3 separate regions of the Homo sapiens genome follow, and all the other regions are linked to region 3. A link is a contact called in ENCODE Hi-C or POLR2A ChIA-PET data. All regions are on one chromosome and are shown on one strand. The core of a region is the stretch at or near the end of the contact, and the rest is flanking DNA. Distances in the headings are between cores, read along the strand shown. Region 1 overlaps RALGAPA2 (Ral GTPase activating protein catalytic subunit alpha 2). Region 2 overlaps CFAP61 (cilia and flagella associated protein 61). Region 3 overlaps RALGAPA2 (Ral GTPase activating protein catalytic subunit alpha 2).

What was found. Hi-C counts contacts between places; a loop is a spot of excess contacts on that map. ChIA-PET counts read pairs that join two places held with the same protein, here RNA polymerase II (POLR2A). Pooled maps may share reads with other maps.
Region 1: a pooled map shows a loop between it and region 3 (2.6-fold over the local background). The contact joins two enhancer-like sites. A Hi-C loop is called at or near these places in 1 of 37 single-sample maps with no recorded cell type and 5 of 50 pooled maps. POLR2A ChIA-PET finds 5 or more read pairs at or near these places in 1 of 52 experiments (activated CD4-positive, alpha-beta T cell).
Region 2: a map with no recorded cell type shows a loop between it and region 3 (2.9-fold over the local background). The contact joins two enhancer-like sites. A Hi-C loop is called at or near these places in 7 of 37 single-sample maps with no recorded cell type and 5 of 50 pooled maps.

Annotation. Positions count from the first base shown.
Region 1 is chr20:20,592,439-20,595,427 of GRCh38, reverse strand. The region is part of intron 16 of RALGAPA2 (Ral GTPase activating protein catalytic subunit alpha 2); the gene reads left to right. Among named protein-coding and RNA genes, the nearest start is that of RALGAPA2, 120 kb to the left of the region's middle. Within about 2 kb of position 1,552, at least 3 of the 41 ENCODE cell types and tissues checked have a DNase peak (open chromatin) inside an H3K27ac peak, as active enhancers do.
Region 2 is chr20:20,209,187-20,212,039 of GRCh38, reverse strand. The region is part of intron 17 of CFAP61 (cilia and flagella associated protein 61); the gene reads right to left. Among named protein-coding and RNA genes, the nearest start is that of CFAP61-AS1, 57 kb to the left of the region's middle. Within about 2 kb of position 1,481, at least 4 of the 41 ENCODE cell types and tissues checked have a DNase peak (open chromatin) inside an H3K27ac peak, as active enhancers do.
Region 3 is chr20:20,451,197-20,454,432 of GRCh38, reverse strand. All of the region lies in intron 37 of RALGAPA2 (Ral GTPase activating protein catalytic subunit alpha 2), which reads left to right. Among named protein-coding and RNA genes, the nearest start is that of INSM1, 85 kb to the right of the region's middle. RefSeq lists an enhancer at 1,554-1,663. Within about 2 kb of position 1,897, at least 8 of the 41 ENCODE cell types and tissues checked have a DNase peak (open chromatin) inside an H3K27ac peak, as active enhancers do.

The sequences.
Region 1 (2,989 bases), core at 303-2,802, 140 kb before region 3:
GGAAGTTTGATCTTGTGGGAAACCTCAAGATGCTGAGCTGATATGCATTTCCTATGCTTTTTATAGGATCAGATTGGTATCATGCAAGGTGTTTTAAAAATTAGGAAATTATACTATTTATTTTGCTTATGCAACCTTGTATAAGGGATAAATGGAACTCAGAATTTTGGTTATTGAAGAATGAGCCTCACTCCACTTACTAAATGTAAGACTGAGTAAGGAAGACTTAAAAAGTGAGTGAAATTGCTGTGAAAAATAGAGATCTGGAAAAAAAAATAGAAGTTACTGAAGAGCTTACACACTTAATTTGATCACACTGCCTTTTCTCAGTGGAAAAAAATGAAATTAAGTAATCCTTATTTGATCATTTTTCGGTGTTTCGAATGGAGCTTTAGAAAGTAATAGTTTAGGCCGGGCGCAGTGGCTCACTTTGTAATCCCAATACTTTGGGAGGCCAAGGCGGGTGGATCATGAGGTCAGGAGATCGAGACCACCCTGGCTAACACGGTGAAACCCCATCTTTACTAAAAATACAAAAAACTAGCCAGTTGTGTGCCTGTAGTCCCAGCTGCTTGGGAGGCTGAGGCAGGAGAATGCCATGAACTTGGGAGGTGGAGCTTGCAGTGAGTCAAGATCACGCCATTGTGCTCCAGCCTGGCCGACAGAGCGAGACTCCATCTCAAAAAAAAAAAAAAAAAAGAAAGTAATAGTTTAGTAATGGTATTGTGTAACTTACACTGTCAAGAGACGAGAAAGTTAGTGCTTTTAAAATCTGGGTAGTTGGAACTAACTAGGCTTTAGAGAGAGTACATTATTTGGTGAATCTAAGATAGAATTTAGCTCTTTGAAGTGATTTAAACAAATTGTGTGATATTCAAAATAGAAAATGCAATAGATCTAGGATGTATTATATAATTTTATTGTAACTGATATAATTCTTTCTCCATTTTAAATATCAGATAATCCTGTCTTTTGGTATTTGCATATCACTATTAAAATGATTTTCATTCGTTATGAAAGAGCAACTGCTAACAGCTAACCCCACAGAATGAGAGCAGATTTAACATAAATTGCTCTTTCTTAAATAAAATGCCAGCAGAGGGAGCCCAAGAACTATTTAAAAAGGAAAAATAGTATAAAGAAATTGTTTCTGTCATTCATGTATTCATTTATACAAAACATGTATTTAATATAAAATATGAGAAAATCCCAATAAATATACTGTTACAAATCAGGAAATTGGATTTAAATTGTGGGATAAGGAGAATTGAAAATTCTCTTTTCACACCATCTCAATTGATAGTCAACTACAGGAGTAGGTAGCTCAGGGCACCTACAACCCAACAGCACACTTAAGCATCGTGGCTCTCCCCTTCCTTCCCACTAAATCACGAGTGCTCCTGCCCTGCTACTGACCGCTATTCCTGAAGGCTTGGACTTTCTCCATCTGATACGTCCCTCCTGACAGCTTTATAAAAACAAAGCCTTAAAAGCTGCATTAGGCCAGCCTGTTGGGAAGGCAGACCAGCTGGTGGTGGCAGGCTCTCCGTCCGTCTGCTGTGTTGAGGACCAGTGGGGACGCTCTAATTTGGAAGCAATGGTGCTGTGGCTATATTGCATCCCACCAGATGGCGATGTTCTTTATCTTTAGGAAGATGCTGCCAGTGTTGGCTCAGCTCTTATTTGCTCCTGCTCATAGCCCAGAAACCAACATCTATCTGTTTTTGGCATCAGGCTTCAGAGACTAACTCTTCCCACTATCCATAAAAAATGGCATTTGCCAATTATAGTTTAGAAAGTTAGGAAGCTCTTGGGCTCCCCCTTCTGATACTGGATTAACCAGTAGATTCATTAACAAATATAAACTGTTCCCAGAAGGTTTCAACATCTTGCATAATTAGAATAAACAATTAGAGAAGACAGCCGGAAGGGCTGGCCCTATGGTGTTATTTGGCTTCTGTTGCTGAAGGCTGAAGAGACTAGAAATAGATCTGTGAGAAGGACGTAGTCTGTACTTTGGGATGTGTAAGTAGATTAAAAATGTGCACATATGCTTTGTGTTTCTCTGTAGAAAAATGAACAGTTCTTGGCTGTTCAAAAGAAGAGGAAGGCAAAGACAACCTGGGAAACATGAGGCTTTAACATAGCTGTCTTTTCTTGCTACCTTGGCCTATCTTTGCTTGTACTCCAAACAGTTTCCCACCAGCATCTGAAGTTAGACTGTGGGCTGGGCACCATGGCCCACGCCTGCAATCCCAGCACTTTGGAAGGCCGAGGTGGGCGGACTACTTGAGACCAGCCTAGGCAACATGGCAAAACCCCATCTCTGTGAAAAGACAAAAATTTTTTGGGTATAGTGGTGTGCACCAGAACTCCCAGGTACTCAGGAGGGTGAGGTGTGAGAATCAGTTGAGCCAGGGGGGTCGAGTGTGCAGTGAGCTGTGATCACACCACTGCACTCCAACCTGGCAACAGAGCAAAAAAAAAAAGTAAATTGATAAATTTTTGTAAGTGAAGGATCACACAAATTTCATAGTTTTGAGGTCTTGTAACCATATCAGCACACTATAAAATGCATTTTCATTTGGATAGAAAAAATAGCAACCTTTTGTTGAAATCCTCTGTATTAAATGTAGAATCTTCCAACATACTTCTTGCTTAAGGTGAGCCATCAGTTTGCCTTATGACTCAGATTAAAGGATTATACAGAGGGTGGCCCATTGACAGTGAGTTTCCATTTCAGGTGACAAACCAGGTGACCCAGCCAGTTAAGATAATACAGGCTGAGTTTTGATTATCCTCTTCTTAGTAGTAGTAATGAGCAAATTAAAATTTGTGGAAAATATTCTAGTTATGTGGATGTAAAGTTTCATGACTACGTCAGTGAGTGTGGAATCTAGTGAGAAACAGAGCAATGGGGCTTGCATGCAGGGCCAGGGAGCAGGTCCTGTAGGGGATATTCCCAGGGCAGCATGGTAAGGAGGGATGA
Region 2 (2,853 bases), core at 232-2,731, 240 kb after region 3:
ATGGGACATTGTCAGCCCATCTTTGGGACCTGCTCAACTGTGATTTGTGACAGATAATACTCAAATCCATTTTTTAAATCAACCGTCAACTCCAGTTTCATGAAAAGTGCTGTCCCCACAGATCCGTGAAGGGCGGTGGGAGGGGTGGTTTGCATGAGAGAGGAGCTCTGCTAAGGTGACTGGAAAGTGCTGCCTGAGACCTGTTCCCTGGAAGCACAGCTCTTTTTGGTTAAATACATAAACTACCATAAAAACCACAATTACAGTGACTACCATGGTGATAATTTCAATGCACTGAATTATATGAAAAAATAAAACAAACAAAACCTGGGACACAATTGAACAGCACAAGAAGTAGGAATGTGGCACAGTCTGTAATTTATGTTTATTGCCATGGGTTTCGACGGACCAAATGGCTCATGCCTGCCTGCACTGTAGCTGAGTCATGTTTGATATCTCAAAGTGGCAGTAAAAAAAATCTTTATGGCTCCCATGCTATTTTCATACCTTATTTATTCTGTTTTTTTCCCCTGTTTTTAAGTCATCTTTTGTATTTTCTTCTTGCTTATTAAGTTGGTTACTATGGAGATCATGACATCAGTCATCTTGACTAAGCTTAATGGTCTTGAGGCAACATTCAGACTAAAAGTTTTGATACTTAAAGTGGCTCAACCCTGGAGAATGAGAGCAGATTGAGAACTGAGGACTGTGGGCTTCAAGCTGCTTCTCTAATGGAACACAGAGGTGAAAGGCAGTCCCTGCCCACTCGACCAAGGCCACGTGGGGCAGCCCTTTGGGAGGACCGCGCCCCCGGCTAACCAGGTACTGCACTTTCCAAGGCCCATTTAATCCTCTGCCTCTGATGAACTCAAATGCCATTTTCCCTCTGGATTTGATGAGTGTGCAAATAAAGATAACCAAACTCAAATTGCTTTAGGAAAATTACTAAACTGTGGAAGGCTTTTAATCCATCTCAGTTTAATTTGAATGTAAAACCTCTCTAGGTTCTCGGTTGTTTTTCCTGATCTTTCACATCTTCCAGGAAGGCAAAACCCATTTTTTAAATAGTTTATTTTTTGTAGAGGTAGGGGTCTCACTGTGTTACTAGGCTGGTCTCAAACTCCTGGCTTCAAGTGATCCTCCTATTTCAGCCTCCCAAAGTGTGGGATGACAGGTATGAGCCACTGTGCCTGGCCCATATCCCATTTGTAAAACTAGAATTTATTAACGGGATGTAACAAGTGAAAGTTTTAATAAAAAGGCCTGAAAGTTAGGCTTATGACACTGTACTTTATTCTATATGCATCTACTGACCTCCAATCACTTCATAATGAATGGAATCACATTTTTATAATTCTTCCATGAGCCAGAGGGAGTCGGCCAGCCCCAGAGGGGCATTCGTGGTCTGTGTTTCATGTGTCTGTCGCTGCTGTCATCCTAGTGGGGTGTTGTTTTTGTACTAGCAGATGTGTTTCATTTCTGCCAATCCCTGCTGACTCATGACCCCTCCTGATGCTGCAGGCAACAGCCAGGGGACACCAGGCCTTTGGGCAGACCCAGCCCCAGAGAACAAATGCGTCAATTCTGTGCTGTTTTGTTTCCAGGCAGATAACGGGTTGCAAGAAGGTTTTTTGAGTCTGAAAAGCCTGACTGTTATGCATCAAAAGTCAAAGTTGATGCTTCCAATGACAGATGCAGAAGAACACATGGGGACAGCGAGCCCACTGTCTGAGGACCAGGAGGAGGAAAGCCAGAGGGGAAGAAGGAGAAATCAGTGCAGCGCAGCCCTCTCCTTCCTCTGGCTAAGGCCAGGAAAGTGGAAGGAAGGGGGCAGGATCCCTACAAAGATTTTGGAGAATACAGGAAGGAGACTGCCTCACAAGGGAGACTCTACTGCCACCTTGTCCTGGGAAGAGTCCAGTGGAGATGGCTGAGGGAACTTCCTGGATGAGGAAGGAAATGAGGCAGCAATGAGCTTCTGAAAGCCCAAAGCAAGGAAAGCGGAGAGGAAGAGAGCACGTAGCTCCAGGGAACACAAGGCCACACTCAGACTGGCCTCAAGGCTGTGAGGATGGGATTCTTCTGCAGCAAGCAGTGAGGGCTGCGGGGGCCTGGATGCCAGGACAAGGGGTGACTTTGCCTGAGGACAAAAGCTGATGTTCTGAACTCAGGATTCCTGTGAGGACAGGCACTACCCAAGCAGCAGGTACCTCCCCTCCCAGCCTCCTCCCCGCCTGCCACGATGCCATGACATTCCATGTCCATGAGCTCCTGAGAACTTGGATGTCTTTCCTACCTGCCTAAAAACATGAAAGAAGAAATCTCCCAAATGGACTCAATGTAAACATTAAATGATTAAATTTACCCAGAATTGATGGAGGTTACTTTTACTCCCATCAGGTGGAATAAAGGCTCAAAGCAGAGACTCAGCTCAATTAGAAAAAAATAGGAAAATAAAAGATGTATCCTTTTGCACACCTGGTTACTTGTCTTAAAAATCTGTATCTGACATAAAAAAGAGGGTTTGTTGTATATCTCTGTACTCTGTATGTTGCTTAGATAAAGCAACATATTGCCAAGAGAAATCATCTTTTTCAATTCAGGAATCACAAGTTTTCATTTTCAAATTCTAAAACTTTATGCTTTTTGATTAAAGAGATAGTAACTTTACCTTTGACTGAGCAATACCATTTCCAGGAATTTGTTCAAAGGAAATCAAAACAAATGTGCTGAAAAATAATAAGGGCAGATATGGTAGCACTGTTCATCGTGATAAAAATTGGGATAAAAACTTAACCAACATGAGGGAACTGGCCTACACACAGCAATGGTGAATCGTGGGCTCTGACATCA
Region 3 (3,236 bases), core at 648-3,147:
GTCCTATAAGGAGCAGGCAGCAGTGGCCAATAGAGCCACGAGTGTCATGCCTGCTGTGTGCGAGAGCCTCAGCAGCTGCCTGCCGGTCAGAGAGGACTGGTTTCCAAATTCAGACATGCTCAAATTCATTAGTGAATGACACACTGTATTTTACACAAAGGTCTCTCCTGGGATGTAATCTTTGTTTCGAGCTCTGTGGCCTTTTAAACTCTATGCTGATCATCTCACCTTTAAGGCCACTTTCACTAATCTGCACCTCACAGGCCACTGCATCCTTTCCATTTTTCACAGAGTACAGATAACACCTTCGGAGAACCCCTTAAGTTGAGCTTAGCTCACAGGAAAACTTCTGAGAAACAAGTTTTTCTCCAAGAACCAGGTAGTTCTCTCTCATATTTACACACATCCTGCCCTACGATATAGAGGTGCAAGGTGCATTTCTTGCTGGAGATGATCATTCAGTAAAATGTCTTTTACTTAGGGCTTAAAAAAATCTTGACAAAAAATAATCAACTGATTCTGATAATCTGATAATCTCATTCATATTCCTAGACACCAATTCTGAAAAGTCCAAAAGCATTTTTTTCGTTAGTGTACTCATTCATTCAACAAAATACCCATCGGCCATTTCCTGTATGCCAGGCACTGTGCTGTTGCTGTGGGTGCACAAATGGAAGGCCCGGTGCCCACCCTGGAGGGGCTCTTTGTTGAATACAGAGCACATTAGGGAAGAGAGCAGTGCACAGTTTCCTCATGGCTGTGATGCAGAGTGCAGCCCAGAGCCTCAAGGCGTCCCACAGAGGGCCTGTGACCTGGCAATTGGAGGGTGAATAGGCGTCACAGGGACTTGATGGAAGAAAGGAGCATTCAGAAAAAGTAAACGACTTTCAGCGGAAAAGAGCCTTTGGTAAACCTGGAACCATCAAGAAACTTGGTGATCTTGGAGCTTCAGATGCTGCTAGGAGCCCAAACCCACCCCCCGCAGTAATCAGATTGGGGTCCACAGCACCCAGATGTGCACACATCACTCCCTCCCCTTCTTATCGCTGTCTCATCTCACTGTGTCTGCCAGACACCTTCCCCCATCTCATGCCATAGACCCCTCACTCATAAGGAGATGTGCTACTGTCTTGTCTTGTGTGAGAAGAACAAGACCAGGAGGTGAAGCTGCTTGGAGCTGTCCTCTTGGGTCACCTGGAGAGACATCTGTTTACTTAGCTGCACCATTCTTTGCTCTGTCCCAGGCACTAAGAACCTCACATATTTTATTCAGTTATTAAGCAATCCTATCAGGAAGGCACAATTATGATCCTATTTTAATGTATTATGCAAACGCAATGCAATGTCTTAACACAATCTATTATGTCACAAACTTTTTTATGTTTAAAAAATATAGTTGAGGGAACAGAAGCCCAGAAAAGTTAAATAACTTGCCTGAGGCCACACAGTTTTGTGAATGGTAACCAGGACCTGAACCAGCAGCAGCTGCTCCACCTGTGCCATCAACTCACGGCTCCCCACCACCCCAGTGCCTGGTCAACACCTCTCCATCAGGACCCAAAGATGCCTGTGGAATTTTACTTGCATTTCAGTGCAACATTTTAAATCATGTTGGATCTGTTGGTCGGATTTATAACTTGTGATTTACAGCTGATTTTGATAAGCCACAAATACCAGTATCATGCTTTAATGAGACTGAAGGCATGAACGAGCAGATTCTACTCTTGAGGCTGTTGTGGGAACATGCCGGCCGACATTGCACTTACCCCTCTGAAGGCCGGCATTGTCGCCAGGCTCATTAGCATCCACGCTCCTCGCTGGGCCGTTGCCGCTTGCTAGCTTACCAGCTGTTCCTGCTGCTCCGTACAATGTCGGATGTGTTCAGCTCACTGGGTTCCTGTCCTCGCCGCCGGGAGGAGACAGCCCTTCCGCTGGGGATACCCACGTGGCTGCCTGTCAGCGGTGGCACCGAATAAAGTAATAGGCCTTCGCATGGCATATGGTGTCTGGATTCGTACAAGATGCAAAACTCTTCTGCAGCTAATGCACGATGACTCATAGCATTGCTAATTTTTCAAACAAAAGCTGACTTCCACACCCACACTTTTAACCCCTCCAGCTAAAACGTCTTGAGTTGCAAAGCTCTACAATGGTGACTTTTGGGTCACTATATAAAATTTGTTATACTTACTGAAAGTGTATGAAACGATTTGCTTTACTTTGGATTGAAGTTATTTTAAATTTCTATTTTAAGTTTATTTCCTCTCTATATGGGGAATTTTTAAGCTTTAACTTTCAATTTCTTTTTTACATTGGAAGAGTCAAAACAGTTTGGTAGATTTATTTTAAAAGCTGTTATTAGAAAATCGGTCAGAAGACACTGTATTAGTTGAACACTTGTAATTGTTTAGTAGAAGTTAACTTTCTCTTTTAAAAGCTTCATAGAAACTACTGCCTAATGCTCTTATCAATTCAGGTGTGGAGCATTTCAAGCTCACATTATAGTATTTTAAAGCTATAAGAGAATGTTGATTCTTTTGTGGAATATGATTTTGCATAGTCTCTTCTAGTATACTAAATAAGGCCCACTTAACCAAATTCTGGCAACAGAAATTTAGATTATAAATTTATATTAAAATGTCCATTTTTCAAACTAGAAAATAAATACATGGGATCTTCTAAAAGAATGTCCCTCCTAAACTTTGGATCAGTTGTGCTAATAGATAGCTACATTCAATCTGAGACCTTAAGTACTAAAATAAGGCAGTTATTTGCATTTACACAATCAGGCCTCCCTTTGAAGTAGTGATCAAAATATTGGTTCTTTTATAAATAACCTTTTACTGAACATTTTATTTAAACATTTCAGAGTCAGGAATTGCAACCATGAAATGATTAGGCAGTTTCTAATTATGGATCAGTAAGTGTTTTGTAGCCAGTCTGGCACATGAGCACTTTTGCAATCAGAATTTGGCAAATGAATGAATTTATAAAGGAACTTCAACCTAAGAGGGTAATATAGATTTTTTTAAAAATAGATTACTTTTTGGAAGCCCAAAAGATGTCTTTTGGGGAGCAGGCTAGACACTCAGAATTGATGTTTCATTTTGGTTTCATGTTTAAGTCTGAAGTTTTTGCTTTCTGATCTACAGATAGGAATTCAAATGCACATCTAACTTATAAAGGGCATTCTATTCTCTGAAAATGAAACAAAAATATATAAAATTTCTAAGTGG